3 separate regions of the Mus musculus genome follow, and regions 2 and 3 are each linked to region 1. The links are chromatin loops, found by intact Hi-C in ENCODE. Cell type or tissue: left cerebral cortex. All regions are shown on one strand.

Evidence for each region. Peaks named below come from ENCODE experiments on the same cell type or tissue, not always from the same donor. Only the 100,000 strongest peaks of a DNase experiment are listed, where the experiment ranks them.
Region 2: a loop joins it to region 1, with 4 times the contacts of the local background. A loop is called at or near these places in 7 of 42 quality-filtered maps.
Region 3: a loop joins it to region 1, with 2.5 times the contacts of the local background. A loop is called at or near these places in 2 of 42 quality-filtered maps.

The regions. Positions count from the first base shown.
Region 1 is chr8:96,148,530-96,156,529 of GRCm38, forward strand. No RefSeq gene overlaps it. Among named protein-coding and RNA genes, the nearest start is that of Gm31892, 150 kb to the left of the region's middle. In left cerebral cortex, a CTCF peak has its summit at 4,514 (motif pointing right); DNase peaks (open chromatin) are centred at 1,790, 2,742, 3,773, 4,148 and 1 more place; H3K4me3 peaks cover 1,406 bases; H3K27ac peaks cover 1,762 bases.
Region 2 is chr8:95,971,906-95,979,905 of GRCm38, forward strand. No RefSeq gene overlaps it. Among named protein-coding and RNA genes, the nearest start is that of Gm31892, 31 kb to the right of the region's middle. In left cerebral cortex, a CTCF peak has its summit at 3,166; a DNase peak (open chromatin) is centred at 3,177.
Region 3 is chr8:96,251,071-96,259,070 of GRCm38, forward strand. No RefSeq gene overlaps it. Among named protein-coding and RNA genes, the nearest start is that of Gm32005, 54 kb to the right of the region's middle. In left cerebral cortex, no CTCF peak of the experiment used is centred here; DNase peaks (open chromatin) are centred at 4,977 and 5,417.

The sequences.
Region 1 (8,000 bases):
ACAATAAAAGGACTTCTGGGGGAATCAGCATCCCTGACATCAAGCTGTACTACAGAGCAATTGTGATAAAAACTTCATGGTACTTGTACAGTGACAGACAGGTAGATCAATGGAATATAATTGAAGACCCAGTAATGAACTCACACACCTATAGTCACTTGATCTTTGACAAAAGAGCTAAAACCATCCAATAGAATAAAACGACAGCATTTTCAACAAATGGTGTTGGTTCAACTGGCCGTTAGCATGCAGAAGAATGCAAATTGATCCATTAGTATCTCCTTGTACAAAGCTCAAGCCCAAGTGAATCAAGGAACTCCACATAAAACCAGATATCCTGAAACTAATAGAAAAGAAAGTGGGGAGCCAGGCATGGTGGCACAAGCCTTTAATCCCAGCACTCGGGAGGCAGAGGCAGAGGCAGAGGCAGAGGCAGAGGCAGAGGCAGAGGCAGAGGCAGAGGCAGAGGCAGAGGCAGAGGCAGAGGCAGAGGCAGAGGCAGAGGCAGAGGCAGAGGCAGAGGCAGAGGCAGAGGCAGAGGCAGAGGCAGAGGCAGAGGCAGAGGCAGAGGTAGGCTGATTTCTGAGTTCGAGGCTAGCCTGGTCTCCAATGTGAGTTCCAGGACAGCCAGGGCTTTACAGAAAAACCCTGTCTCAAAAAACAAAACAAACCAAACAAACAAACAAACAAACAAACAAACAAAAAAGAAAGTGGGGAAGAGCCTCAAGCACATGGGCACAGGGGAAAATTTCCTGAACAGAACACGAACAGCTTATGCTTTAAGATCAAGAATTGACAAATGGGACCTCATACAATTACAAAGCTTCTGTAAGGCAAAGGACACTGTCAATAGGACAAAAAGGCAGCGGACAGATTGGGAAAAGATCTTTACCAGCACTATATTAGCCCACTAGAGGGCTAATATCCAATACATACAAAGAACCCAAGAAGTTAGACTCCAGAGAACCAAATAACCCTATTAAAAATGGGGTACAGAGCTAAACAAAGAATTCTCAACAAAGGAATGGCTGAGAAGCACCTAAAGAAATGTTCAACATCCTTAGTCATCAGGAAAATGCAAATCAAAACAACCCTGAGATTCCACCTCACTCCAGTCAGAATGATTAAGATCAAGAACTCATGTGACAGCAGATGCTGGCAAGGATGTGGAGGAAGAGGAACACTCCTCCACTGGTGGTGGGATTGCATGCTGATACAACTCTGGAAATCAGTTTGGTGGTTCCTCAGAAAATTGGACATAGTACTACTGGAGGACCCAGCTAAACCACTCCTGAGCATATACCCAAAAGATGCTCCAACATATAACAAGGGTATATGCTCTACTGTGTTCATAGCAGCCTTATTTATAATAGCAAGAAGCTGGAAAGAACCCAACAGAGAAATGTCCCTCAACAGAGAAATGGTACATTTATACAATGGAATACTACACAGCTACTAAAAACAATGAATTCATGAAATTCATAGGCAAATGGATGGGAGTAGAAAATATCATCCTGAGTGAGGTAACCCAATTCCAAAAGAACACACATGATATGCATTCACTGATAAGTGGGTATTAGCTCAGAACCCAGAATTCCCAAGATACAATTCACAGACCAAATGAAGCCCAAGAAGAAGGAAGTTCCTTCTTAGAAGGAGGAACAAAATATTTATGCGAGGAGATACAGAGATAGAGTTTGGAGCAGAGACTGAAGCACAGACCATCAAGAGACTGCCCCAGCTGGGGATCCATCCCACATACAGTAACAAACCCAGACACTATTGTGGATGCCAACAAAAGCTTGGTGACAGAAGCCTGATATAGCTGTCTCCTGAGAGGCTCTGCCCATGCCTGACAAATACAGAGGGAGATGCTCATAGTCAACCAATGGACTGAACAAAGGGTCCCCAATGGAAGAGCTAGAGAAAGGACCCAAGGAGCTGAAGGGGTTTGCAGCCCCAAAGGAGGAACAATATGAACTAACCAGTACCCCCAGAGTTTCCAGGGACTATACCACCAACCAAAGAGTACACATGGAGGGACCTATGGCTCCAGTTGGATATGTAGCAGAGGATAGCATTGTTGGACATCAATGGGAGGAGAGGCCCTTGGTCCTGAGAAGGCTCCATGTCCAGTGTTGGGGAATGCCAGGACAGGGAATCGGGAATGGGTGGGTTGGTGAGCAGGGATGGGGGGGCGGGATGAGATAGGGGGTTTCGGAAGGGAAACCAGGAAAGGAGATAACGTTTGAAATTTAAATAAGGAAAACATCTAATAATAAAAAAAAGAAATAAAAAGAGAGACAGGAAACAAATCAATCCTTTGGTGGCCCGTGTTTACTGCTTTGAGAGAGCATGCTGGACACTGTATGGGAGAAGAAAGCCGACGGGCAGCCAAGGCCCTGTGTTGAGTTGAGAAGACTGAGGTGCTGAAGATGTGCGGGTTCTCTACAGAGAATCTCAGAGTGGAGAGTACTTACCAGTGACGCTCATCAGCGTGTGGGAGATCGCACAAGTCCACTCAGACCGTGTGTGGGCGGCACTCAGGTATTGTGTAGGGGAAAGCACACGTTTTTTACTCTGATCACGAGTTTCTGAGGGAGGCCACTTGAAGACTCGTGTTGTCATCTTTTCCTGACCACTCTGAGGCAGACTCATTAGGGAGACGAAGCAGGTCGCTAGAGATAAGAAGGCGGCCGACGCTGGTATCAAATGTTGGCGAGCAAGCAAATCCGATAAGGACTCCAGCTTGGCAGGCTGCTGGCAGGAAACAGATTGCCACCTCAAATGGGGGTGGTTTGAGGTGAGGAGTCTTACTGAATAAAGAGACTTAGCCAAAGTGTAGGCAGGCCGAGGGGACTCCACGACACGGTGCTTTTTAAAAGCCTCGGATAGAGGAGGGTGGCGATGAGGCTGGCTACCAGTGGCAAGAGTTGGAAGAGGAGCAGTTACAGAACGCAGCACGAGGAAGCTTTGTGGAGACCAGCTGAGGGACTCTATTTTTAAAATCTAAATTTTCAATCGGCACAGTAACTGTACATGCATTTGAGGTATAGTGTGATATTTCAATGCATGCTTATGATGCATAAGGATCATATCAGGGAAACTGACAAATCCTTACCTCAAACACCTGTTATTTAAAAATCTTAGCTAGTAATTATTAACTAGAGTTACCCTGCTGTGTTGCCACACATTAGTAGCTTCTCCAACCCCGTACCTGTTAACCATCCCTCTCCACCTCGCCCTGCCCTTTCCTCCCCAGTCTCTGTAGCCACCATCCTCTGAGATGAACTATCTCCCTTTGCGTATATCAGTATGGCAACTATTTTTCTGCACCTGTTTATTTCACTTAATGTCCTTTAGACTCATCCAGGGCATAGACAGAAAAATGACAGGATTTCGTTCTATATTTTTTCCTCAATGAAAAGCTCTCTCTTTGCATGAAAGGACTCTGCTCTGCTTTGACTAACCCCAGTTGGAAACAAGGTAGTAAGCTGATATGATTCGTTTAGATTGGGATCTACAAACGGGGCATCTTGGAGGAGACTCGGGAGTGGGTCGGAAGAGGGTGAGCACAGAGACTGCCAAACCCAATTGGCTGCTGGAGATTACCACGAAAGATCACCGGACAGCTTCCGAGGCAGCAGTGACTTTGAGGGTGGGTTGCAGAAAGTGAAACAAGGCTAGGTGGGGGCTACCGTGAAACAGAGAGTCTGGAGGAGTGTCTGGGAGTACATTTTGGGTGGTATGTATGAGTCAAGCTGGCAGCTGCCCTTCACGGTTCCATGGTGAGCTATAGAAAACCACAGGCTCAGAATAGTTTCCTGATTTCCTAAGAGCGCTATGTAATTTTCCAGAGTGCTGGGGATGACAAAGATAGATCCAAGTAACAGGCACAAATGAGGACCAGCGTGTAAGAGAATGTGGGTTCTCCTCTATAGTCCGTGAAACGCATAGACAATTTCTACACTGGGAATTGTGACTGTTCGCCCATGTGTCTATGTTTCCCGTGTGAAAGCAGGAATTGGTGTTTACCCAGCTTCCTATCCCTACAATAAGTACCAGGGAGAGTAAGTTACAAAGATAGCAAGCTTGTTTTGAGTCACTCATTTGGAGGTTTCAGGCTATGATGGGTAGGTAGGCTCCTCATTTTGGGGCAGGCAGCACTTCATGGTGGGAGCAAACATTGGGGAAACTGCCAAAAATGAGAGACAGTGAGGAACTGATTTTATTTCCATCTCGATGTTACTTTTTTTGTGTCTGAGACAGTGCTACCTTGTAGCAAGCTTGCAGTGATCCTTCTGCCTGTCTCACGTGTGCTGGATTACAAACGGGCGGGTATTCTGTCTCCAATTTGATATTAAAACATTCTGTTGAATTTATGATTATGCTAAATATATTTCTCTTGTTTAAGAAATATTCTTAGCCTTATTTATTTTCATTTCATTTTTGCATCGCATGGATGTTTGGCTCCCTTGTATGTCAGTGCACCGCATGCATGCAGTACTTATAATGGCCAGAAGAGGGCACCAGATACCGTGATATTGGCGTTACAGCCCGGTGTGAGCCTCCAAGCAGGTGTTGAGTATCAAACCAGGGCCATCTGGAGGAGCTGCAAAGCTCCTAGCTCTTGGGCCGTTTCTCCAGCTCCATTCAGTACTATTTTCCAACCCTTTGATTTTTTTGACAGTGTCTATCTCTCTGTGACATTATATTACTTGAAATAAATTTTTGTTTACTAACAAAACACAAATATGAAGTCCCATACTAGTAAATTAATCTGGATGACAAATCAGTAAACCTAGAAATTCAAGGTTCTCAGAAGAAGGTGAAATTAGAATCTCAAAGATGTGGCCTGGCAAGTCCAGGGTGGGTTTTGCAACTCCCCTCTCTACAGACAGAAGCACATAGAGAAGAAATTAATCCATTTAAAATAAAAGAGGGCTGGAGAGTTGACTCAGCACTTAAGAACATTGTTGCTTTTGACCTGGGTTCTGTTCCCAGCACCTATATCAGCTAGCATCTTACAAACTGTTTGTAATTCCAGTGGATTTGACACCCCTTTTGGCCTTCTTGGGCACCTGTATGCATATGGTACAAACCCCCAAAACCCAACAACACCTCAGAGTTATTAAATCAAATTGAGCTTAGTATTTCTTGATTTTCCTGGCTTGTGTTAACTGTCTGTGATGCTTAATATTGATTGTCAATATTAACCTATTAACAGGCTCTGGACTTGACTATGATACAAAGTCTCTGATCACACTTGTGAGAGATTATCTAGATGAGGATAGCCTTGGTACTGCTGCAGAGGAAGCATCTAGATTAAGCTCATTGTGGTAGGAAGACAAATCCTAAAGGTGGGCGGCGCCATTCCTTGGGCTTGGGTCCTGACTGCAGAGTCAATGCCTCCAGCCCCTGTGCTAGGATTTCACTGCTAGGGTGGGCTGTGCCCTTGGGCTGTGAGCCCAAGATAGCCCCTTTCTCCCTTAACTTGTTTTTGTCAGGGCATTTATTACATCGATAGGATAAGTAACGAATGCACTCTTTTTCCAAATCATTTAAATGACTAAAATCGGGTTAGTAGGCATAGCTGTGAATCAAAAGCAGCTTTTCCTGCTTCTGGAGTATGCGTGCTTCATAAAATATGGCCTCTCCCATGCCAAGACTCAGCAACAGTTCAGTTCTTTAGGAGCAGCTCTAGTGTCATGCTTACAGTAGATTGACTAAAGTATCCGTTTTTGCATAACTCCTGGAAGAGCTGAAGTGGTATGATTCTTGATTTTGCAGATATTAATCACAGCGATCCTTCATGTTGTAAGGGGTCTAGGAAGACTTTGTAATCCTAACCAGCTCATTTAATGCTTTGCTTTTTATTAAAACATTCATACTTATGTTTTTGGCTACTCAAATTATTTTATTTTGAATATGTTACTTTTGGGTGTGTGGGAGATGCTGTTTAAGTAAAGGCTGCCTCCCATAATATTCTGAGGGCTAGACATTCAATCTTATGTATTTAAAATTAAATCTTCAAACCCAACACAATGGTTACTTTCTCATATACTTTATCGAAAGTGATAATAGTGGATGGATTTTTTTCCCCACGAGCTGTGCTTATTTCCTACAAAATATCAGGCTTCCATTTCATTAAATTTAGCATTTTTTTTAAAAAAGAAATAATATGATGGTATTGAAAGAAAGGAAATAAAATTCTTAGAAAGATCTCACAAAAGTATTAATAGATGAGATTTGAATAAGGCTGATCAAATGCTGGGGTGGATGCTTTTTTTGTGATTGCCTACATTGTCTGGAAACTGTTCAGGAGAACAAAGGGTTTTATGGATGAAAGACTGGTATGAAGAAACATGAATGTCAACTCAGGCTCTGAGAGACAGTCTGCTAATGAAATATTCTAAAAGTCATTTTCAAGGTGGTTGAAAGTTCTCACTGATGTGCACCAATGCTTTTGATAATTTTTTTTTATATATCAAATAATTACGGAAGTGTTGGCTCTGGGGACAGAGAAAATAACATTGCACCCAAATATTGTGGAAGGCTGATGCCTTGCACTTCCTCTCTGTGATGGAAATGAGCAGGCGTCTGATAACAACACGCTGGTAGTAAGTTTCTTGCATCTTACCTGAGAAAAAAAATAACTTTTCTCTGCTCTCTAGGTTATGATGATTACCTTTGATCTGCGATTTCTTACCTTAATGGTTAGGTTTTTGTGTGAAGTCTAAAACGGAGATTATTATCTTTAAAAGTTGAACTTTCCCTGCAATATTTGCACCCAACCAATGGGCAGAAGCAGCTGAACCCTGTTGTTGAATTAAGGAAGGTTGAAAGACACCAAGGAGAAGGGCAACCCTGTAGGAGGACCAGCAGCCTCAATTAATCTGGACCCCTGAGATCTCTCATACACTGGACCACCAAACAGACAGCATACACAAGCTGATATGAGGCCCCTAACACACATACAGTAGATGACTGCCATGTCTGTGTTCATTCAGAGATGATGCACATAACCCTCAAGAGACTGGAGGCCCCAGGGAGTTTGGAGGTCAGGTGGGGTGGGGGATGGGGACATCCACGTGGAGGTAGGGGAGTGGGGAGGAGGTGTGGCATGTGGAACAGTTGGAGGGTGGATTGGGGTAGGGGGATATAATATGGAGTGTAAAAAAGTAAATTAATTAAAATAAAAAGCAAAAAAGCATTTCCTTCAAATGATGTTTTTTTCCTAATGTTCTGTAAACATAATATGAGGATTACTGTTAAACCATGTTTGCAATAAATACAATTAGCCATATTTAATATAAAGATACTTTGAGAATTTGGAAAAAAAATTTGAACTTTCCCTAAACATCTTTGAGTGAACATTCCTGGAAAATGTAAGAAGTAACACCTTTCTCTCACAGGCCCTCTGCTCTATTAACATACATACTTTCCAGTGACTCATGTCCTCCCTTCAACACTACAAACACGCTAGCATACATGCATGCGCACACGCATGGACCTTGACATGGATTTATAATTGGATGGATCTTTGCACGCAGATGCCCTTGGAATCTCTCTGCATCAAATTTTGTGGCTTCAATTTTAGACATACAAGGGATGATGATGACTGTCTTTTAGGAAAGCCGATGATGTCTCACGCAGAGAAGCCCTAATAAAGAGTAACAAGGGTTCTTAGAATGTGATCTAGCTAATGGAAGCATGGCTCATTAGATTTTGTTCTTATTTATTAATAAACAGTCCATATCACATTGACCATAGGACATTTACCTTCTGCCTGTCACAATCTCAAATGACTGACTAAACTGCAATGGTCAGACTATAATGTCAAACTCTGTCCCTTTGGCCCTGGATATGGCTTGGTATAAAAAAGGCAAATAGTATCTTACAGGTACACTCTGTTGCCACTGTATTTTGTATTTCTATAATGCAGATTTAGTTCCATGCATTACTAATACAAACCCAGGTAAGAAATTTGTGTTTGTATA
Region 2 (8,000 bases), 180 kb before region 1:
AACAGCCTCTAAGGCAATGATACAATAGTGTCTTTGAGCATGGACGGTCATATCGTCTTCAGGAAAACATGATTCTCCCAATTCTCACATGGGGTTGTGTTTGGAACTAAAATATGAGATCTGGAGATTTCAGGCAAGGACCTTCTAGGTGCGTTGTTAGAAAAGTCCTAAGATGTTACTGGACACCTAAGGCACAAAAACTTGACAGGAATCCCAAGTATGGCAGGATAATAGCACAGAACTGGAGAATTGGAGGAACAGTCAAAGGGACAATTCATGTTTACATAGCAGATTCACTTCATAGCAAGGTGTATGTGTGTGTGTGTGTGTGTGCATGAGCAACTTACAAGGGATCTCATGAATTTGAAGCTCCTTATTTCATTTATATAAAGTTACAAAAAAGATAGACAAAGAAATGTGTGATGGGAGGAGTAATCACAGCTGTGTTTTAGTTGCCCTCGTCAGGGAAATCTGACAGACTCACAGAGGGGCTTGAGCGCTGGGACAGAGCAGTGCTGCGTTGATAAGGCACTGGTTATGCGGAGGTACTCAGCTGGCAGAGCTCCATCAATGTGTGCAGTTACGGCTTGTGCACTCTTCTGTGTGTTATCCATCAATAAAAAGTTAAAAGAAGCTAATCCGACCTCCTCTAACAACTCCCTCCAACCCCACCAAAACCCAAGGACGATGACGAAGATGAAGACATTTCAGAGACAGTGTCCCAGGGGACACTGAGTAGGAGCAAGACAATGGTTAGTGGATACAATGCTGTTGTTCCTGCAGTGCCCTTCTGCAGGAGACTACAAAGTTTCCATCCATTTCTGAGTCAGGTGAACACTAGGAGAAAGGAGCAGTGTGGACTTTTAATTTTTTCACCTTCTTCCTGCCTGCTCACCAGGAAGGGGTAAAGTCTGCAATTGGCCTTGAAATGGACCCTTTGTTTCTATTGGAGGGGAGGGTTTCAGGAACTGCTTGTAACTGTTCGAGGCATCATTTAAGTAATTGTGTGAACCCTGACCCTGAACCCTGACTGTTGTTAAGAGTTATCCCCAGTCCTGTCCCTGTTACTCTGGGCAAAAGATGGATGTTCCACTCTCTTCGTCCCTTTGTTTCTAGCAGGTTCAATACATCTTTTTTTGTGTTAGGTATGTTCAAAGGGGACAAAAACTACTTTTTCTTACCCTTAACATAAACTCAAAACGACATAGGATGTGTGGGACTTAAATGGGACGGATTATTTCATAGACCACTATAAGACATTCTTCTAACTCTCTCTTTCTCTCTTCTTCCCTCCTTCCCTCCCTCCCTCTTTTCTCTGCCTCTCTATCTCTCTGTGTTTCTGTCTGTCTGTGTGTCTGTCTGTCTGTCTGTCTCTCTCTATGTGTGTGTGTGTGTGTGCTCCCGCTAGGTGTTGAACCCTGGACCTTGTGCCTGTGAGGCAAGTGCTGAACCACTAAGCTACTAAACAACCATTACTTGTGGTGAAACAGATATAGCAGAAAACTTATCCTCTTAGGTATTTTATTATTTTTATTGCCTTTATTTTCTTTTTTCATCGTAGGTATTTTTAAGCATACAGTTCAGTAGTGTTAAATTATCCTCTCTCTGTTGGGCAATCCGTCTCTGGAACTTCTGTTTTTTGCAAATCTGTAACTCATTTTCGTAAATCTGTTCCCATTAAACACTCCCCTTTGTGTATTGTCCCTGGAAACCCCCATTTAACCGTATTTCTTTGAGCTTTTTATCATCCTGGATGCCTCATATAGGCGGGACCACCTAATAAATAAAGCTTTGTTTTAACTCTCCACCCTGAGCCAAGGCTATGATTTAGCATACTTTTGCTCATTGGCTGAGCTTAGAAAGCTGACTGGCCATGCTGTAAGTCAGAGCAGAAAGCATACAAGATCAAAACCATATGTGAAACCGAGTGTGATTATCGGGTGGCTCTTTGTCATCAGGCTTTTGCTGTGTGAATGACATCTTTTTGATTCTTTGGCTGACAACAAACAGGAGAAGCAGGGATTGGAAAAGCAGACACCACAGCCAGAGGACATGAAGGCATTGGGGGTGGGAAGAGGCTCTTCCGTATGCATAGGGAACCCTGGGCACCTTTCATATGTCCTCTGACTTGAATCTTCCTATTGGTGTAATAAAGCTGTTTATTGAGGGGCTTGCTTTACAGCGAGGAGACTGGGACAGGAAGAGTGGATGGTCTTGCCCAAGATCCAGCCCGACATTGATGAGAAGCAGCAGTGGCTTTTGGCTTTATTTTGTTCTACCATTCTTTCTGCCATGAAGAGGTGGCTGTGGTAATACACCCAGGGCACACATGATCCATATAGCATTAAGTTAGGCTGATTGATGATTATAATGCTCCACATCTATTTGATGTTAGAAATAAGGCATAAAATCAGATTATCAGAAATATGCCCCCATTCTCCCCAGGCTTGGGGCTGTCCTCCCACAGAGGCTTCCGAAACTGCAGTAAAGAAGATGCTGGGATGCGGGAGGTCTGCACGTGCACAAACAGCACATGTTGGGATATCATATTGCAACGTTTTCCTCCCAGGAGATGAAGATCAGGGGTCATTTCACAGAAGCCCATAATGACCCACCTAAGAATGTGTTCTCAATTTGGTAAGCAACTGGGGTGCGGGGTTGAAGAACCTTGATTGAAGGTGATCAGACCTGAGCTTTTAGAAAAATCAATGCATACATTAGAAGGTGAAGCCCTGAATGTAAGCACTCTCTCTCTCTCTCTCCATGCTACTAAAATTGGAACGGCTTTATTGCCTCTCTGCATCCCCTTGACCTTTTCTCAATACCAATTGGGAAACCTACTGTTATTTAACATTTAATACCAGGCATTCTTTTTCCTTGAAGATGTCTGGATAGTAAGGCTGAGATCTCAAACTTTTGTGTGTGCGCTACTGAAGACATTTTAACTCTGTAAGTCGGAGTAGTACTTCCGTGACAGGTGAAATGTAGAATCCCACAGGCTATTTCTTTGTCGATCTTTTTTCCTTAGGTGGCTTTTCAACAGGTTGAAATAAAAACGATGTTGCAATGAAATCATATATAAAATGCACATTATATCTATAATAGGATTTTCCAAAAGATTCTGCACCATGGGCAACGTTCTTTCTTATATTCTCCTTCCTGACGCTAGAGGTCACTCAGACCCTGTCTTTAACTTATTTTCCCACTGTTCATCTTTTAAGTGATGTCTGAATTTCTGTGGTGGACTTGTGTTTTTCTTTATGAATAATACAGTTCCCCTCTCTTAACCTGCTAATGTTAGTTTGTAACATCCCCTATTACACTGATAGTTTAATTGACAAATTAACTTGTGTTAGTTTGCCAGATACTAGCTAGCACAAGGCAGATTTTTCTTCATCACCTCAGTGGTTGATGTCAGCAATACAGAGGGCAGGTGGATTGGATGCAGAATGATTTTAATTTCAGAAAAATCGATGTGATAAACCACAGTGTTCAGACTGCACTTTTTCAAATGTTATATATTCAGTCATATAAAGTCTGCTTGATTTTCAAAATATATCTTATGCACTTTTTATGTATACTCAAATATTAATATATTCTTTTCATTAATTAGGTTGTCTATTCAGTTGTCACTTTTGGCATTTTTGGGATAGGGTCTTACTATATACTGTAGAAGGTAGTGATAGAAATTTACTGTGTAGCCCAGGTTGTCCTTGAATTTATGACCCTTCTGCTTCAGGCTCCTGATCACTGAGATTATAAGTATGCATTACAACAATCAGCCCTTTACTGATATTTTATTAAATATATGGCACATAGTAATTGAAGAGAACACAGAAGTGAGTGGTAGTAAAAACAGGTTAATAAACTTCTGCCTGAACTCTAATATGTTGTAATGGTAAAAATGAATTTACTTGGCTGGTTGTGATACATGTAATTCTAGGACTTGGAAGGCTGAGGCAGGAGAATCATAACTTCAAGGCCAATCTGAGCTGTCCAGTGAGAACACATCTCAGGGGAAAGAGAAGTACAAGAAAAGACTTGAGTTTACTTAATTATTTTAAGTCAGTCAACTCTAGAAGGAGTACTGGAAACTTTCTCTTCTTGGATTTCCACGTAGCTAGCACTTAAATGGATTGGAGAAAAATGTATTTTCTGACCACTCTTGCCTGTGTGCTTTCTAAAGTCCTCCCACCGAATTGCCTGGCAAACTAACTAAACATCTTTGCAAGATTTTCAGAGTACTTCAAGGTAAATGATTGCGTTCCTAGTAAGCTTTCAAACTGTTATGTCAGAGAAACGCTCCTTTGTTTTCTTCTCCTTTCCCGTACAGTCCCGAATGGCATACTCCAGTGTGACTCAGGGCCAGCTGCAGAGCATCTAGACACACATTTTTACCCCATGTCTTCAGAGCTTCTGACCATAAGTGATGGCGTGAAGCTCAGCAAGGTTGATTCTTAATGGTTTCCCAGACGGTGCATAAGTACAAGCTGCTGTTATGGAGAGCAGGGCACCACATCTGGAGTTGGGACTTTCTACTTCTGGCTTTAGTTTTACACATATAAAGGCGGACACATATTTTCACCATATGTGATATCAATATTCCATAGGTTTGATGATAACTCCATGATGGTCATTAAAAAGCAACTACAAACTATCACGTGTGAGAGTTGTTTTGTTCTAGTTCTCCTCATTCCATTCTCCACTGTTCGGCATTCCTAGAAGATGCCATGTTCTCCCACGGTTCTCTGCTGTATATGCTCTGCTCCAGATCCCCTTTCCCCATGGGTTAAGTTGCTAACTACTCTTTCTTCTTCACTTTCCAGTTCTACAGTTATAACTTTGAAGCTTCACCTATCACACTCCAACACCTCTGAGTGGAGCTGGCTATTCCTTGTAAGAACGTCTCTTATTACCTTGGACATAGTACCTTCATTCTATTACAGGGCTCTTACTGGCTCTTTAGCTAGCTGTTGCTCTCACTGGAGACTGAGTCTTGCTCAACACTGTAACCCTTTGCACATCTCATACAAAGCCAGGACTCAATAAATGTGGGGCATGACTATATCCATATATTCATAGATATTTACTATACCCATATATTCATAGATATTTCCCCTTTTAGGTTATGATCTTATAAATAGATATATTCGTTATTTTTGTTTTTAAATAAACATTTATCATGTTATAAGAGAATTTTAATGAATATTAAATCATTCAAGAATGAAATGGTTAGAATGAAAACAAAAAAAACCCTTATATTTTTCCTAAAGTGTCCCTAAGTTCTAAGTTCAACTCTTTGTGTTTTTGCATTGTTCAGTTGCTATTATTGGACATGATTTCAATAACATTTAACATGTAGAAGTGCATTTCGTCCAGGGACAGTACTATACACATTTCAGGGATTTTTTTTTTTTTTGGTTGCAATTCTTCCAATGACCTACGATGTAAGTTTTATGTTGTTGGCATTTTACAGAAGCAGATTCTGAGTTTTGACTGAGCAAGGTCATATATTTAGCAATAAATGTGGGACTCACACTTATTATATTATTCTATGAAAAACAGTTTCAAGCCGAAAAGGCCTTTAACCAGTGGAGTCGAGTTGCCTAACGCAATGTATACTGTATGGAGACATTAGTGAAAGCAGAAGACAATGAATGCCCTTGTCCCAGAAACAAGATATCTGGAGTTGTCCTAAGATAGGCTAACTTTGTGAAGGTTTTTCTTGTGTGCTACAACTTTGCAGCAGACACATACATCACATGTCCTTGGTAGAACTCAGGCCACCATAATAACTTCCCTGTCAGGCTGTGAAAAAAAACCCCAAAAAACCAGAAAAACAAAAACCCTCAGGCTGAAAGGAGGCAGTTCCTGATGGATGAATTGAGTCCTTCATGTTTCTAGGGACCTGGGTCTTCAAAGCCAAGAGTTTGCAGGTTAGTTTTACAGGTGGGCAAGTGTGCAGGTGTGCAGGTGTGCAGGTGGGCAGGTGAGCAGGTGGGCAGGTGTGCAGGTGTGCAGGTGGGCATGTGGGCAGGTGTGCAGGTGTGCAGGTGTGCAGGTGGGCAGGTGGGCAGGTGGGAGTATTTACTGACCTTGTCTCAGGGTCTGTCATAGTTTTGTGTACTAACAGTTTATCCAAGCATCAAGGATCATCGTTACAGTTTTGTTTTATATGGTATAGTATCCATGGCCAGTTTAACTTGGCTTCTAGGTTTCAGTAACTAACTAGCAACAAGTGAGAGATGCATCACTTTACCAGAAGCAACTTTAGCCTAGACTCTTAGGCTCTTTAGCCTAGGCATTTATAATTATGAGTCTTAGACCACATACAAGCAGCACATATTCTCTACTACTTAAACTTGACCCTGAGTCAAAGACTTGAGTTTGGGTGCCATGGACTAAATGAAATGTTATTTAGAGGTGGACTATTTGTGAGGCAACTAAAGTTAGATTAGACCACGAAACTGTGGTTCATAAAATTCATACTTTTATAGAAGGAGGAAGGAGCAAGAGCTCTTTTCTGTTTTTTTTTTTTTTTTTTTTTTGTCCTGGAGTACATACCTGGGGGTGAGGGGAGCTGTAAATAGACCAAAAAGAGGGTTGACAAGAACCAAACAACACTTGCCTCAGACTTCTAGACTCTGCAGTTGAGAGGGTAAATGCCACTGTCTTTTATATTATAGCAGACTAAACTAAGACATAGCGGGTTTATTTTGGAGGTGACTATAGAAAATGTAAGTGTGAGAATAAGGAGAGGGAGAGATGGAGGGATGGAGTGACTGAGTGAGGGAGAAGGAGAGGAGAGAGGGAGAGAGGGAGAGGGAGCGAGAGAGTGAGAGAGCGAGAGCAAGCGAGAGAGAGAGAGCAGCTATTGCTGAGTTACTTACTGCTTAGAATTGTCTCAATGTGCTGGAGATGTATCCTATTGATAGGTCACTTGATGAAGATGTGAAAGGCCTTGGGTTTGAGCTTAGCATATGTGCTGGTTAGGTTTATTTATTTATTTATTTTGTCAACTTGATACAAACTCAGGTCATCTGGTAAGAGAGAAGCACAATTAAGAAGATTGGCTTGTAGGTAAGTCTGTGGAGGCACCTTTTGATTAATGATTGTTATGAGAGCATCCAGCCCACTGTGCGAGTGTCACCACTGGGCAGCAGGTGTACCTGGGTGGCATAAGAAGGTCATTGAGACTAAACCAGTACTCAGTGTTTCTCTATGCCTGCAGATCCATGCCTTGATTTCTACACTGACTTCCCTTCACAATGGTCTATTAGCTATAAAATAAAGTAACCTTTCTTCCCATCAAATTGCTGGCCACGATGGTTTACCACAGCAATAGAAAGCAAAGGAAGACTGTGTGGCAGGAAAAGGTATGTCCCCTTGGCATACAGGGAAGCTGAGACATTTAGACATAGACTTTTGTCCTGACAAGGATGGCAACTATCTTGGGGCTTTGGAGCTGCCTCGTTTCTGTGTTATGTGCTCTTGTTGTGGTGTTTCGCACCTTTTGAGACAAGAGTCCAGAGAGGCACCACGGAGCTGTCCACTACCCTAGTACTGAAGTTAGGCGGGTGGTAATGTTCACCGCAGTTGTCTGATTCTGACAACCAAAAGGGTTTCTTAGAAAAAGAACAGTCAAGATGATGACACAGCTGATGCTCCACAGTCTCTTTTGTGTTTTGGTATGCATTTTTGTCTGTTTTGGGAGGTGACAACTACATCAACCGAGATATCCAGCTTTTCCCTTTTTTTCTTAAAAATACATTATATGGAATTCTCAAGGAATTAAATAACATTATTAAAAATTGTCAGGATATCAATTTCTGGAGAGGTTAAAAAGAACTACAAAGGTGATCTAGAACTTTAGCTTTGATTTTCTTTAGACATGTATTGTTTACTACATGACCCAGACCAAATGAATATCAAACTTTTGAGTTCAAGCAATCTGTCTGCTCTGGCTTGACCTCAGGTATGGGCTGCCAAGCCCGATTAAA
Region 3 (8,000 bases), 100 kb after region 1:
AAATAAACACTTGATTATATTACTATTTTATGAGATGTGAGTTGATAACAGTTATCTCCTTGAAAATGTGCAACTTGGGGATGGGAAGATGGCTAGCAGACAAGAGTATTTGCTATGAAAGCAAAAGTTCAAATCCCCAGGACTAACATAAAATGTTGATTGTGACTATATGTGCCTGTCTCCCAGTGTTGGTGGGCAGAGACAAGTGGATACTAGGAGGTCTCTGGCTAGACACTCCTGAAGAACTCCTTTGGGTTCAGTAAGAGACTATCTCAACAAGTAATTTTATATGCATATATACTCCTAAATATAACTTGGTCAATCAGTATAAAGTTGTTAGTATGCATGTTCTCAGGACAGTCCATTTGGTATTGGATAAACACTTGGTGTGGTTTTCCTTGGGGAAGATCATTTTTATGACTTACAAGTAACAACAATGAAAAAAAAAAGGGTCCATGAATTTGAAAGAGAACAGTGAAGAGTAGATGGGAAGGTTTGGAGGGAGAAAAGAGAAGGGAGAAATAATATAACTTTAGTATAATTTCAAAAAATAAAAGAAAAATGTCAAAAATACCGTGGAGAGCTGGAGAGGAAGACATATGGTGCAGTCTTTTGGTCTTGTATGCATGTGCATAAGGATATCCCACATGCAGATATGTCATCTGGGAATGGACACCAAGCTTCTCCAGTTTTCATATCAGAACCCCAGACAGTGCCCTTAAAAAAACCCTTAAACACAAATAATTAGAGTCAGAAGAAAGAGAATCTAAAACTGGAAGATAGATGCATGCCAACAGATGTAGAAAACATGATACACATACAAATATGACATGATTACCAAGCACACCTTATTCTCAAACTCCAAACTTCTCTACAGTGGACTTCAAAATCACAGAGATAAATGAATTATTGGACAAAGAATTCAGTTTTATGTTTTAAAAGAAGTAATGACCATATAGAAAACTCAAACAGATGCATGAGCAAAGGGAATATACTTGAGACCTTTAAAAGATAATTTCCAAAATTGAATAAAAATAAATTATGACATAAAAGTCTAAAATATAAACAGAAAATTAAGAAAGGAAATAGAGATACTGAAAGTAAAACCCCCACCTATTTATATCATCAAACATGGAGAAGACAAGCTGGTACCTAACTAGAAACTTTATCTCTCTTGACTGGCATTCGTGGTTCTGGAAGGTACTCTGTAGCCTACCAGATGAAAAAGGTAATTATCAATAGCAGCCAGGTACAAATGCTTTCACCTACAACAGTGACTTGCCTACAAGATATGCTAGTACAACTGTGGCACATTTGTTATAGGACTTAAAGATTACTTTTTAATAAGTTAAAGGCTTGCTTCATGGAAAGGAACCCATACTCGACAATGCTAAATTTGCCAAGAACCTGAGACTGGATAGGTCATGGAACTAGGGGAAATCCTAATCTGGTAGAGGAGCTTAGCAGTAGAATGACTCCTAATGGCATACTGCTATACCCATAAATCAGCGCCTCACTCACCCCTCATCAGAGAAGCTTCTTCTTGCAGTAGATGGGAATTAACACAGAGACCTGCAACTGGACAGTGTTCAGAGTATGAGAGACTTTGGAACACTACGTCTGAAATAGGATGTCTTCATAAAGCCCTCCCCCTCATGATTCAGAGATCTATGTGGAAGGGGAGGTGGACATGATTGTAAGAAGCAGGGGTGATGGAAACAGTGTCTTCTAGGCACAACAGGATCAATACACATATGAACTCACAATGACTGTGCCACACCTAAGACCTGCACAGTTTCAATCTAGAAGGGTCCCAGACCTGAGAAGGGGAGTGGGTATGTAGTCCCATGCCTAACCAAGATTAACAAGGAAACAAAAGAACTCCTAAAACTAATATGAGAGAAAGAAAAAAAAAATCATTGAGCAATCCAAAACACCATCTGACAAATTCCTAGGAAATAACAACTTCCTTTCTATAATCACATTAAATGTAAATGGCTTCACCTTAACCAACAAAATACAGACTGTGTTTAAACATACATCTGTTGTCTCCAAGAAACACTTGGTTAGCAAAGACATCTAAAAATTGCATATCAAACTATGGAGTCAAGCTACCTACCAAACAGAAATTATTAACAAGTAGTAACCACTATCTTTACATCAGATAAAGCCGACTTCAAATCAAAGCTAATCAGCAGAGATAAAGATGGACACTCCCTGTTAGTAAAGGGCACAATCCATCAAGAAGTTGTAATAATTGCATCATATTTCCATTATGTATTTCTTTCCTTGATTGATAGCATTGGTAAAGACCTGCAGGATGAGGTGGATGATCATGACAGTGGACTGGACATCCTTGTACAACTCATCCTTAAAGGTTTCCTCTTGATGGTCTGTATAATTGTCAGGAAGGTTTTTTTCCTGTTTCTGCTTGGTTGAGAGTTATTTACTTGAATGGATCTTGACTTTTGTCAAATGCATTTTAAGGAAATATTTCACTTCCTGAAAAGGAGTACCTTTTGAACAAAACTTATTGAGGACCTTAAGTGAAAAATAAACCAAACCAACAAACCAATGAACCAAAGAACTAACCAACCAACCAACCAACCAACCAACCAACCAACCAACCAACTAACCAGCCAACCAACCATACACCCAAGAATTACTCTGATCCAGACTGCCAGAAATATGAAATACATAGTTTCTACATTTTCAACCTCTGATTTGTTGATTATTATCCTGTACAGTTTAAGCTTGTAGATGACTGAAGTAATGACTTAGTGCTTAAGAATGACTCCCAGCCCTGACATCATGTGTCTTACAAACAGCTATAACTCCAGCCTTGGAAGATGGATTCCCTCTTCTGGTCTCTTTAGGGCACCTACACACACATACATACATACCAATAAAAAATAAATCTTCAAAGTAATATTTAAAATTCCATTCATGACAACTAGTTTTACTTTCCACTGTGTTTTGGGAATGGGCAAAGCACTTGGTGGCCAGCGTATCATTTAGTCCTAATGAGATCTCTGCAAAAGTGTTTTTATTTATTTATTTATTTTTTTGGCAAAAATGCAAGTAAGAGTATGAACACAGAAGACTGACTGTCAGGGCTTATATTTCAGCTCTATCACTTTCTAGCTAAATGGCCATGAGCAAAACATAGCCTCGCTCAATCCTCTGCTTTATGTGTAAAATAGGAAATGTGCAGCAGGCTAGAACTTTGGTCTTTAGTGCAAAGCTATTCAGCATTTGCTGTGGGTTGCATGAGTATGTCTGGTGGTCCCTGTGTCTTAGGTGGCAGTGTGGGAAATGGAGCACTAGGCCATTTTGAGTTGGAACCGTAGGGGAAGCCCTTAGGGAATGTCCTTAAAGGAGACTGTAGGATCCTGGCTTTAATCTCACTGCTTCGTTTTGAGCATTCATTCCACATGTTTCCACCACGGTGTACTGGCCCCAGGAGAGACACAAACAATGGTTTCTGACTGATTTTGGACTAGAACATCCAGAACCATGAGCCAATGCAATCCTCTATTTATATGCAAGTAGCCCATGTCAAGTATTTAGTTATAGTGATACAAGGCTGATTGAAACTGTGATGCGTAGGCTATGATTTTGGGTGCACTGAAAATACTTCATCCAAGTTAGATGTCCTTGTTTCTCAGATAAGGAAGAAGGGTACAGGAATAGTATGTAACTAGAATGCCACCAGGATTAGAGTCAAGGCACAGCTGTTTTCAAAATGACCCCCCTTCAGTATGCTTCTATTATTCATATGTTGCTTAGAGAGTGTGTGTTTTGCAAATATGTAAGTATAGCCATCCATTCCAGTTTTTGCATATTCTCTCAAAGTAATTATTAATGGTGGTCTTTGGGGTCTCATGATTATTTACTTACGTTAGATGATAAGCTGTACAATCTCTTCACTAATAACCCACATTTAAATTTATGGTTTTCTCTCAAATTATTTCTATTTCTAAATTATTTCTAAATTTTCCCATGGCCTAACCCTTCCCCATCTCTGTCCTCTCTCTTCTCTCTCCAGTTTATTGTGGTTTATCAAGAAGTTTCATTCTGTGATGTTATGATGTGATAGAATTTGTATCTGAGACATTGAACACAATTCAGCAACTTGGTTTGTTCAGAGTAAACACACGGTACAACCATGATCTTGTCTTATACTGGTACAAGTTCAAACCTGTTTCTGGCCAAAGTTCCATGACACTTCCCTTTGAATACACTGATAAATCAGCTCATCTTGTTGAAATGAAGTTGGGCTACCTATAAGATACTATTTGCAGTTAAAATTAGAAAAATACAATCATAAAAATGTAGAGCCTATTAATGGTTTCAAGGTACAATTCTTTAGGGGTGAATAACTCGGGAAATGGAAAGTTAAAAGCTATAACAATTTTTTAACAAAGGAAATTTTCACAAGCAGAATTTAGCTCATATCTGACAACATTTTCTCAGTAAATATATAGGTGAATGCGTATTGGTCCTTTATAAATATCTTCACTGTGAAAAAATGTACTCTTCCCTTGTTTCCACCTTTAAACATGTAGTATGTGAGTGTTATGTGAAGAAAGAGCCTGTGCATATGTCATAATTAAAGCACTCGCATAAACTCCAAATGAGATTCAAGGTGCATCTCTGTTCCTACTGCAGAGCTTCAGGAACTCAGATTCAAGCACTTTTATTTTTGTTCTCTTGAGAGCCTCTGCTGTCCGCACCTTTGCATTTCCTTATAGCCAGCATTTGATTTACAATGTTATTTCAGTTTCGAGATAGTTAATTGCTTTTGTACCACATTTTATGAACACATTTTTTTTCCTCTCAGTTGTCATTGGAGGCCAAACCATAAGCAATGTGTTTAGCCTTCTGCTCACCCAATCATATTCAGACTTAAAAAAAATAGACTTTCATCTAAAGAAATTCCCTGTGGAGTAGGAAACACAGCTGTTTTATCCAACTAGGCAGCCCGCAGAGAGAGACTATTTTCCTTCAGGGGAAAGGACACTCAGGTTTTGAGAATCTAGGTACTGTACCGTTGGGGAAAAGAGCTGAAAAGAAAATAGACCATCGTTTCCGATTCTATTGTGCAGAGTCTAAAAAACCTCTTTGTTCACACTCAATGTCCTCCTCTTTCTTGCTCAGTCTTTAGTCTTTTAAAATTCTACCCTTAACTAAATGGGTAAGCTGCAAAAAAAGATTAAACTTAAAAATATACCAGGAATACAGAATGAAGAGGGGTGATTGATCTTTGAGTAGGTATCCAACAGTGCAATGAAATTCTCAAGCAGGCTCCTTTTTATTTCAAAATGGGTTTGATTCAGAGGGATTTTATAGCTGCTAAATCATGCAGTTGGCAGAGACTGTGCGTGCTTCTCACAGTTACTTTCAAAGATGTCAAATTTGGCAAAGGCAGTAGAAATACTGGGATTTTCTGAGCTTGCTTCCCTCCACCCCCTTCTTGTAGAAAATGCTTTAAAAATCCAGCATGCTTAGAAGCAATAGCGTACTCCAGAAGTGTACAGAATTGCAGGTTTCACAGAAAGAAACCTCAGGCAGCGGGACTATACACTTTGGCAAAAGCCTGGCATTCGATGCTCGACACTGGAGAAAGCTCCCTTTGGATTATTGGTGGAGCTGGGTTCAGCATCAGAGCCTTTGGAGCTAAGAAGCTGCTCTTCTCTATCAGGACAGCTGCTGAAGAGAATTCTTAGCTCACCCAGAAGGAAGCAGGTCTGAGCAACACCTTTGGGTTGGTTGAATACAGACTCTCAGCCACAGAGCCATATAGGGTTGGTACCATGAGCATGGCTAGGATTTTAAATGCCCGTCTGTCACCAACAGCTCCCTAAGTGACTCACAAGTCATTTCCAAGACATGGCTATACTATATATAAACAGAGATAATAGACTAGTTTATCTGGCTGTCAAAAGACTGAATGTGGCTTGCTTAGGATAGAGACATGGTGAGTGATCAATAAAAACCATTGTAATTATCAGCTTTATGAAGTTCAATAAATGCCATCCAAGATCAATTCAGAAAAAGGGACTATTTTTCATAAAGCTTATATTTATTTTCAAAATACAGATGATGTAACCGTCCACTATATTTTTGATATCTCATTTCACTGTTATGTGTGGGAGAAAGTGGTATCCACTCTCTGTGGGTTATTAGATACTGCTCTTCTATTGATCATAATCAGGTTGCTATCTCTTCTCTGGACATAGAAATTAATAGTTATATCTATTTTGCTTCTAGATTCCAGCATAGTTCTTTTGATGGAATAAAACACACTATACAGAGTAGGCCACCAAAATAACTGAAGGGTGCACTGAACTGACTCAGGTAATCTGCCAAGAAATTGCTCTCTTACCCACAGCAAACCATTTGCAAATCTACCCCATAATCCTTGGACATCTGTAGTTCAAACAAGCCTTGGTTATAAGGAAGGAAATCACCCATGGTGGCACAATTCTAATAGTATCTATTTATGACATCAAGATCTCTTTAAATACAAATTGTCAAAAATGTTCCTAGCCATGTGCTAATCTCTGTGGCAAATGTTTTTTAATATTTGATTTTTTTATTTTATTAGATATTTACTTTATTTACATTTCAAATGCTATCCCAAAAATTCCCTATGCCCTCTCCTGGCCCTGCTCCCCTACCTACCCACTCCCACTTCTTGGCCCTAGTGTTCCCCTGTACTCAGGCATATAAAGTTTGCAAGACCAATGGGCCTCTCTTTCCACTGATGGCTGACTAGGCCATCTTCTGATACATATGCAGCTAGAGACACGAGCTCTGGGGGTACTGGTTAGTTCATATTGTTGTTCCACCTATAGGGTTGCAGACCCCTTCAGCTCCTTGGGTACTTTTTCTAGCTCCTCCATTGGGGGCCCTGTGTTCCATCCTATAGATGTCTGTGAGCATTCACTTCTGTATTTGCCAGGCACTGGCATAGCCTCACAGGAGACAGCTATATCAGGGTTCCTTAATCAAAATCTTGTTGGCATATGCAATAGTAACTGGGTTTGGTGGCTGATTATGGGATGGATCCCTGGGTGGGGTAGTCTCTGGATAGTCCATCCTTTTTTTTTTAATCATGTATTTTCCTCAATTACATTTCCAATGCTATCCCAAAAGTCCCCCATACCCTCCCCCCCACTCCCCTACCCACCCATTCCCACTTTTTGGCCCTGGTGTTCCCCTGTACTGGGACATATAAAGTTTGCGTGTCCAATGGGCCTCTCTTTCCAGTGATGGCCGACTAGGACATCTTTTGTACATATGCAGCTAGAGTCAAGAGCTCTGGGGTACTGGTTAGTTCATAATGTTGTTGCACCTACAGGGTTGCAGATCTCTTTAGCTCCTTGGATACTTTCTCTAGCTCCTCCATTTGGGGGCCCTGGGATCCATCCATTAGCTGACTGTGAGCATCCACTTCTGTGTTTGCTAGGCCCCGGCCTAGTCTCACAAGAGACAGCTATATCAGGGTCCTTTCAGCAAACGATTGCTAGTGTATGCAATGGTGTCAGCGTTTGGAGGCTAATTATGGGATGGATCCCTGGATATGGCAGTCTCTAGATGGTCCATCCTTTTGTCTCAGCTCCAAACTTTGTATCTGTAACTCCTTCCATGGGTGATTGTTTCCAATTCTAAGAAGGGGCAAAGTGTCCACACTTTGGTCTTCGTTCTTCTTCAGTTTCATGTGTTTTACAAATTGTCTCTTATATGTCGGGCATACTAAGTTTCTGGGCTAATATCCACCTATCAGTGAGTACATATCATTTGAGTTCTTTTGTGATTGTGTTAACTCACTCAGGATGATGCCCTCCAGCTCCAACCATTTGCCTAGGAATTTCATAAATTCATTCTTTTTAATAGCTGAGTAGTACTCCATTGTGCAAATGTACCACATTTTTTGTATCCATTCCTCTGTTGAGGGGCATCTGGGTTTTTTCCAGCTTCTGGATATTATAAAT